2 separate regions of the Homo sapiens genome follow, and region 2 is linked to region 1. The links are chromatin loops, found by intact Hi-C in ENCODE. Cell type or tissue: PC-9. All regions are shown on one strand.

Region 1 (4,000 bases):
TAACTCTGGGTTCTGGGTGTGATGGAGTAACGCTCGGCCATCTCTTCCTGAAGAAGCGATCTGGAGCAATCTGGTGCTCAAACCAAAGTGCTATCAGTGGTAAGTAAGATCCCTAGCGCTGATGTGTGCTAATGGGAGAGATACAGTAGGGATGAAAGTCACACCCAGCAGCCCCAGGCTGCTATGGTGGTTACAGACCAGAGAAAAGGAGACATCTGAGGAAGGGGACATTTTGTAACATCAGGACAGTAGCATGCACCTGGAGCATTCAGAGGCCTGAGTTACTTGGACAGAGGCAGCGAGGGGAAGTGGAGCTGGTTGCAGAACTCTTGATACTGAGACCTGCCCTTTTACTCACTAGCCATGGGACCCTTGCTGAGTCACCTGCCCTCATCTCTGAAATGGCAATAACTTGTGCAACCTCCCAGATGAGAGCATGTAAACAAAGTGCCTGAAAAGCCAGAAATGGAAGCTACCAATAAGTTTTGGAGGAAAATTTACTTAAAATGAATAAGACACTTCCTTATCTTCTTCTTCTTCTTCTTCTTTTTTTTTTTTTGAGATGGAGTCTCGCTCTGTTGCCCAGGCTGGAGTGCTGTGGCGCGATCTCGGCTCACTGCAACCTCCACCTCCCGGGTTCATGTCATTCTCCTGCCTCAGCCTCCCAAGTAGCTGGGACTACAGGCGCACGCCGCCATGCCTGGCTAATTTTTTTTTTTTTTTTTTGTATTTTTAGTAGAGATGGGGTTTCACCCTGTTAGCCAGGATGGTCTCCATCTCCTGACCTCGTGATGAGCCCACCTCAGCCTCCCAAAGTGCTAGGATTACAGGCATGAGCCACCGCACCCGGCCCTCTTCTTTTTCTTCTTCTTCTTTTTTTTTTTTTGATGAGGTTTTGCTCTGTCGCCCAAGCTGGAGTGCAGTGGCACAATCACCGCTCACTGCAGCCTTGACCTCCCAGGCTCAAGAGATCCTCCTGCCTCAGACTCCCAAATAGCTGGGACTACAGGCATGTGCCACTACACCTGGCTAATGTTTTTGAGAGACCGGATGTTGCTATGTTGCCCAGGCTAGTCTCAAACGCCCTGGGCTCAAGCAATCCCCTGCCTCAGCCTCCTAAAGTGCTGGGATTTTAGGCATGAGGCACTGCATCTGGCCCTTATCTTCTTAAACAGAGAGTCTTGAACATCACTTAGCTTTTCTTCATGATTCAGCGTTAATCACTGTGCAGCGTTAATCACTGTGAACATCCATTCCCACACTGAGCTACAGAATGAGGAGGGGCTTAGAGGACACTGCCTTGTTGGGTTTGACTCTGCCCTGCACTGGATGACCCCAGGCTGCTGGGCTTCTGGAGGCCTCAGGCTACCCCTCGAAAGATGAACAGTCTCATCCCTCACTAAGACTATCACCTGTCACCTCTCAGCACTGTCAGAATGTTGGCCTAAAGCAGTTTAATGAGACTGATTTGTTGCTTCTAATCTTTTTTGTGTATTTACAAACCGGATGCCTGCATTTGTTAGAAATGTTCATAAAAACAGGGATTCCTGAGTACAGAGAACGGAGGGGTTCAGCTCAGGGTAAAGAGCATAAGCTTTCATGCATGGAGCTTGTGACATCCGTCTTGGCTGCTCAGGACCCTGTTTGCTCCATGGGTTTCAACCGCTCCAGACGGGGAATGTGTCACTGTAGCTGGTGATGGTGACCTGTTAGGGACTCTGTTTAGTTCTTTTTTTTTTTTTTTTTTTTTGAAACAGAGTCTCGCACTGTCTCCCAGGCCGGAGTGAGGTGGCGCCATCTCGGCCTCACTGCAACCTCTGCTTCCTGCGTTCAAGCGATTTTCCTGCCTCAGCCTCCGGAGTAGCTGGGACTATAGGCATGTACCACCATGCTCGGCTAATTTTTTGTATTTTTAGTAGAGACGGGGTTTCCCTGTGTTAGCCAGGATGGTCTCCATCTCCTGACTTCGTGATCTGCCAGCCTCGGCCTCCCAAAGTGCTGGGATTATAAGCGTGAGCCACCGCACCCGGCCCATAGTTCATTATTTTTACATTGATCTGTTTCTCTTCCTTCCTGATGTTTATTGTAACAGTAACTTCAGGGCAAACTCAGTGTCCTTCCCAGTGAGAGGTGACAACGTGCTAGCAGCCCTCACTCTTGGCGCTTCCTCGGCTTCGGCGTCCGCTCTGGCCGCACTGGAGGAGCCCTTCAGCCCGCCGCTGCGCTGTGGGGGCCCCTCTTTGGGGCTGGCCGAGGCCGGAGACGGCTCCCTCTGCTGGCGGGGAGGTGTGGAGGGAGAGGCGCGGGCGGGAGGAAGGGAGAGGCGCGGGCGGGAGCCGGGGCTGAACACGGTGCTTGCGGGCCTGCGCGGGTTCCAGGTGAGCGCCGGCTGGGCTTGATGGGAGGCTGAATCCCGTTCGTGGACCGCCGTTGCCTCTTCGCGGGATCGTTGGCCACAATAGCAGGTCTCCCTCTCTTTCTCGCTTCCCTTCTTTTCCTCGATTGTCTGGGACTAGCTCCCTGTGGGCTGCCGGAGTGCCGGGGTTTGGTGCTGCAAAGTCCAGCAGCGAGTCCCAGTGAGAGATGAAGCCGGCTGGGCTTCTGGGACAGGTGGGGACTTGGAGAACTTTTCTGTCTAGCTAAAGGTTTGTAAACACACCAATTAGCGCTCTGTGTCTAGTTAATCAGGTGGTGACTTGGAGAATTTTTGTGTCTAGCTAAAGGATTGTAAACGCACCAATCAGCACTCTGTGTCTAGCTAAAAGTTTGTAAACGCACCAATCAGCACTCTGTCAAAATGGACCAATCAGCTCTCTGTAAAATGGTCCAATCAGCAGGATGTGGGTGGGGCCAGATAAGGGAATAAAAGCAGGCCACCCGCGCTTGCAGCGGCAACTTACGTTGGTGTTTTTCCATGCTGTGGGTGCTTTGCTCTTTGGGAGAGCTCTTGCTGCTGCTGCTTACTTTTTGGGTCCTTGCTGCCTTTATGAGCTCTAACACTCACTGTGAAGGTCTGTAGCTTCACTCCTGAAGCCAGTGAGACCACGAACCCACCAGAAGGAAGAAATTGTGGACACGTCTGACCATCAGAAGGAACAAATTTGGGCCATATCATCTTTAAGTAAACGGTAGCACTCACCGTGAGGGTCCACAGCTTCATTCTTGAAGTCAGTGAGACCAAGGACCCACCAGAAGGAACCAATTCCGGACACACCAGGACACCACCTCTGTCTCTTTAGTCCCACATCCTCTATCCATGCCCTCGCCCCAACTTCTGACACAGCGTCTTTAGATTACCCATGCAGGCATTTTCTCAGTACCCCTATGTGTTCAGTGTGTGGCCATGCACTCAGTGGGGACTGCTAGGGTAGGCTCAGCCACAGCCCTGCCTTTCACGAGCTCAGTCTGGTTGAGGAGGCTAAGGCAATACCCAGAAACAGAATACAAATAGGATGGTGAGAAACAGAGGCTGGCCAAATCTATCCCAGTGTGATATGTGAGTGCCGTGGATGGTAAGGAGCAATAGCTACGGGCATGTTAGGAAAGGAGTTAAGGAGGACGCTTGCAGTGACAAAGGGTGGAGGGACAGCTAATACTTAGCAATGCTCCGGCTCCAAAAAATGCTAGCAGGTATGAGGAGACCCGGGCAAAGCCAGCCCTGGATCCCCTGAGAGCAATGAGGAGTGGGCAGGTTATGGAACATGGCTGGATCCCCTTGGGACTGGCTGATGGAGAGCCTGTGGGCCTCCCTCCAGGCGGCTGGGGCTAGGATTGGGGCTTGGGGATGGGTGGGGTGAAGAGCACCAGGAAACAAACAGCAGAAGGCATGTGAGTGGAGGAGGGCAGGAGGCTTGGGCAGTACCAGTCTCAGCTGTGGAGGGTGAGGGCGGGGGCTGAGACAAGTCATGGAGGGGGTGTCCAAGTTCCCCCAGGATCCCTGGAGTCCGCCCAGGCTAAGTTCAGCGATAGCTACTCTGGCCGAGCTGCAGACACTCAGGTT
Region 2 (4,000 bases), 120 kb before region 1:
AAGTCGGAATTTTTTTTTTTTTTTTTTTTTTTGAGACAGAGTTTCGCTCTTGTCGCCCAGGCTGGAGTGCAGTGGTGCGATCTCGGCTCACTGCAACCTCTGCCTCCCGGGTTCAGGTGGTTCTCCTGCCTCAGCCTCTCGGGTAGCTGGGATTACAAGCTCCTGCCACCACACCCGGCTAATTTTTGTATTTTTAGTAGGGACGGGGTTTCACCATGTTGGCTAGGCTGGTGTCAAACTTTTGACCTTAGGCGATCCACCTGCCTCGACCTCCCAAAGTGCTGGGATTACAGGCGTGAGCCACCACACCTGGCCGAAAAGTCAGAAATCTTGATTCTTACATGCAATTCTCCGATGGAAATCTCCTTTTTAAAATGGTGTAGGCTGGGTGCCAGCACTTTAGGAGGCCAAGGCAGGCAGATCACCTGAGGTTAGGAGTTCAAGACCAGCCTGGCCAACATGGTAAAACCCCATCTCTACAAAAATACAAAAATTAGCTGGGTGTGATGGCGGATACCTGTAGTCCCAGCTACTCGGAAGGCTGAGGCGGGAGAATCACTTGAACCCAGGAGGCAGAGGTTGCAGTGAGCCGAGATTGTGCCACTGCACTCCAGCCTGGGTGACAGAGCGAAACTCAATCTCAAAAAAAAAAAAAAAATAGCATAAGGGGAAAACAAAAACAAAAAAAAGAAAACAAAATAAAATAGTTTAAAGGCAAAACACTTCTACAGGCCAAATGCAGCCCTAGGGGCTGTCCCTTTGCAACCTCTGTCCCATTCCTAGGGAATGCAAAGTCACTTTCTCACCTGTTGAGTGAACTCAGTTACTCATCTGTTACATGAATTTGCATATGCATCCTGGGGCTGGAGGTGAGGCACACCTGTGTGCGTGAAGGTGCGTGCACATGTGCTACACACAGGTATGAGCGCTGACATAACACTATGACTTATACATCCTGGCTGCGGTGAGCTCAGGAATCTCTTCAGAGCCCAGCCCAGATTCTCCCCTGCGGGCTTTAGAATCTCCAACTTCTCTATGATTTCTAGGGTCCTACCTTGTGCCAGGTAAAGTGCTAAGTGTTTTATATGTATTATGTCAGAATGCTTAGGAACTTGCCTAAAATGAGTCTATCTGCCTCTCCCAGTGAATCCCACTGTGGGTATCCACGGCATCACTAGCATGCAGGGGGCACTTACACGTGTGTGCCAGGCCCTATGGAGGGCTTAGCTCATTCAATGCTTTTGACTCTTTGAGGTAGGTACTAGTATTTCTCCAATTCACAGAGGAACAAATTAAAGAGCAAAGAGGTTACTGCTTGCCTGAAGTCACACAGCTAAAGTAGCTCAAAGAATGTGTAGAAGAACCGGCTGGGCAACATGGCAAAACCCCATCTCTACAAAAAATACACAAATTAGCCAGGCATGGTGGTATGTGCCTGTGGAGGCTGGGTGGGGAAGATCACCTGAGCCCAGGAGGCAGAGGTTGCAGTGAGCTGTGATTATGTACGTCACTGCACTACCCCAGCATGGGTGACAGAGTGAGACCTTGTCTCAAAAAAAATCAAAACAACAACAACTCCTCCCAGCTCCCCCCCCCCCGCCCCTCCCCTCACAAACAGCATATTGCATGCAGCAATTAGCAGGGCTTTGTAGAGTCTGTCCCTGGGCAGCCAAGGCGGGTGGATGACCTGAGCTCAGGAGTCCAAGAGCAGCCTGGCCAACATGGTGAAACCCCATCTCTACTAAAAATACAAAAATTATCCGTGTGTGGTGGCAGGCACCCGTAATACCAGTTACCCAGGAGGCTGAGGCAGGAGAATCACTTGAACCCGGGCAGTGGAGGTTGCAGTGAGCCGAGATTGTGCCACTGCACTCCAGTCTGGGTGACAGAGCAAGACTCTGTCTCAAAAAAAAAAAAAAAAAAAAGTCTGTCCCTAGCAAAGCAGGTGAGGTGGGACAGGGGGAGCTACTTCCCTGCTCCAGCCCGAAGAGCACCAGCACGGGCTCCCCTTCCCCACAGGGGCTGAGTCACAGAGAGCCTGGTGCTGCTCAGACTCCAGATCCTTGATGATGCCCTGCAGGGCAGGGGCTAGTGTGAGCCAGTGGCGAGTGGCCTCACTCCAGGAAATTGCTCAGGGTGACTGGGCCTAGCTGCACCTGGGAGGGTGTGGCTGGTGTTGGCACTCCTCCCTGCTGGAGAGCTTCCTGTCCAAGCTTCCAACAAAGGCAACAAAGGCTCATCCTTGAGGCAGCCTAGAACTGAGTCACGAGCCCCGGGGTGATCTACCAAAGGACTTCAGCACCCAGTGCTGCCCCAGCCTAGGCAGCCACTTTACACACTGATTCGGCCCCTCTGACGCTAGCTGTTTACGTAAACCAGGTGGAAATGGACCCTCACCAAGGATTTTCCACATTGCACTGTTCCTCTCCTTCATCCTTCTCCAAGCCTCATCGCATCCCACCTCCTCCATATTATTCAATCCTGGCTCCCCACATTGTACCTTCACGGCCCCTGCATAGGGTGTCCCAGCCCACAGTCTCCCTCCCTGCAGCCTGCCCTTCGCACAGTGGCCAGAGGATCTTTTCAAAATGCAAACCACTGGCTCCTCCAGCCTAGGCACGGCCCGTTACTGGCACACACTGCTCAGGCTCTCTCCCTCTGATCCAGCCCTTGCCAGAGGTCCTGTGCCCCGGCCAGTCCAGCCCACCTCAGACTCCTTCCAGTTCCTGAACATCCTGAAGCTCTGTCTTGCTTCTTTGCCTGCTCTTTGCTGGGTTTCCTGTTTGGAATGTCCTTTCCCTGCTCTATCTGCCTGCGGTAGGCTGAATAATTACCCTTAAAAGATATCTATATCCCAGCCCCTGGAGCCTGTGAATGTTAACTTATAGAACAACAACCAATACAAGGTGGTGGTGGTGGGTCTTTGCAGATGTGCAGATGTGATTAAGAATTTTGAGATAGGGGCGATTATTGGGAATTATTCCAGTGGGCCTTGCATGCAGTCCTGTATTCTTACAAGAGACAGCCAGAGGGAGATTTCACTATACACAGAGAAGAAGGCAATGTGAAGATGGAGCAGAGAGAGCTTTGAAGCTGCCAGCTTTGATGACTGGAGTGATGGGACCACAAGCCAATGAATACCAGCAGCCACCAGAGGCTGAAAGGGGCAAGAGATGGATTCTCCCTAGAGCCTTGAGAGGGAGCACCAACCTGCCCACACCTTGATTTCAGCCCAGTGAAACTGATTTTGGACTTCTGACTTCCAGAACCGTAAAAGAATGAGTGTTTATTTATTTATTTATTTATTTAGAGATAGGGTCTTGCTTTGTTGCCCAGGCTGGAGTGCAGTGGCATGATCTTGGCTCACTGCGGCCTTAACCTCCCAGGCTCAAGCAATCCTTTCACCTTAGCCTCCCAAGTAGCTGGGACTACAGGCGCGTGCCACCACACCCAGCTAATTTTTTTGTTTTGTTTTTTTTGCAGAGGTGAGGGCTCACTATATTGCCCAGGCTGGTCTCAAACTCCTGAGCTCAAGAAATCCACCCACCTTGGCATCCCAAAGTGCTGGGATTACAGGTATGAGCCACCTCACCCAGCCTAAGTGGGTGCTATTTTAAGCCACCAAATTTGTAGAAATTTATTACAGCAGCCACAGGAATCAAATACACTGCCCAAATCCTGTTTCTTGATCCACGGACAGGTTCTAATGGCTTCCCACCCACCCTCAACCTTCCTCATCATTGAAACCTTTGGGAACTTTATCCCTGCGTCCGGAATCCATCATTTCCTTACTGCTGCTGATGAACAGGTTAGTATTGCACGCACTTCTTTGTTTTATAATGATTGTTTAGTTCAGTTTTTCCCCAAAGACTGAACTCACAGAAAATGAAAACCTTATGTTTTCACTTTGGTATCTCCGGCACTCAGCCCTGGGCCTGGCTCCCAGTAGGGTCTCTGCAGCATAGCACTGCCGCATTGCACAACTCCACAGGCACCATTC

Evidence for each region. A loop is a pair of places that touch in the nucleus more often than their neighbours do. Peaks named below come from ENCODE experiments on the same cell type or tissue, not always from the same donor. Only the 100,000 strongest peaks of a DNase experiment are listed, where the experiment ranks them.
Region 2: it touches region 1 in a loop (6-fold over the local background); 27 of 110 quality-filtered maps call a loop at or near these places.

Annotation. Positions count from the first base shown.
Region 1 is chr2:20,105,205-20,109,204 of GRCh38, reverse strand. All of the region lies in intron 2 of LAPTM4A-DT (LAPTM4A divergent transcript), which reads right to left. Among named protein-coding and RNA genes, the nearest start is that of LAPTM4A-DT, 55 kb to the right of the region's middle. RefSeq lists an enhancer at 2,103-2,397. In PC-9, a CTCF peak has its summit at 2,227 (motif pointing left); DNase peaks (open chromatin) are centred at 384 and 2,264; H3K4me3 peaks cover 1,165 bases; H3K27ac peaks cover 2,073 bases.
Region 2 is chr2:20,229,949-20,233,948 of GRCh38, reverse strand. No RefSeq gene overlaps it. Among named protein-coding and RNA genes, the nearest start is that of SDC1, 6.8 kb to the right of the region's middle. In PC-9, a CTCF peak has its summit at 1,753; DNase peaks (open chromatin) are centred at 898, 1,408 and 2,138; H3K4me3 peaks cover 1,599 bases; H3K27ac peaks cover 3,249 bases.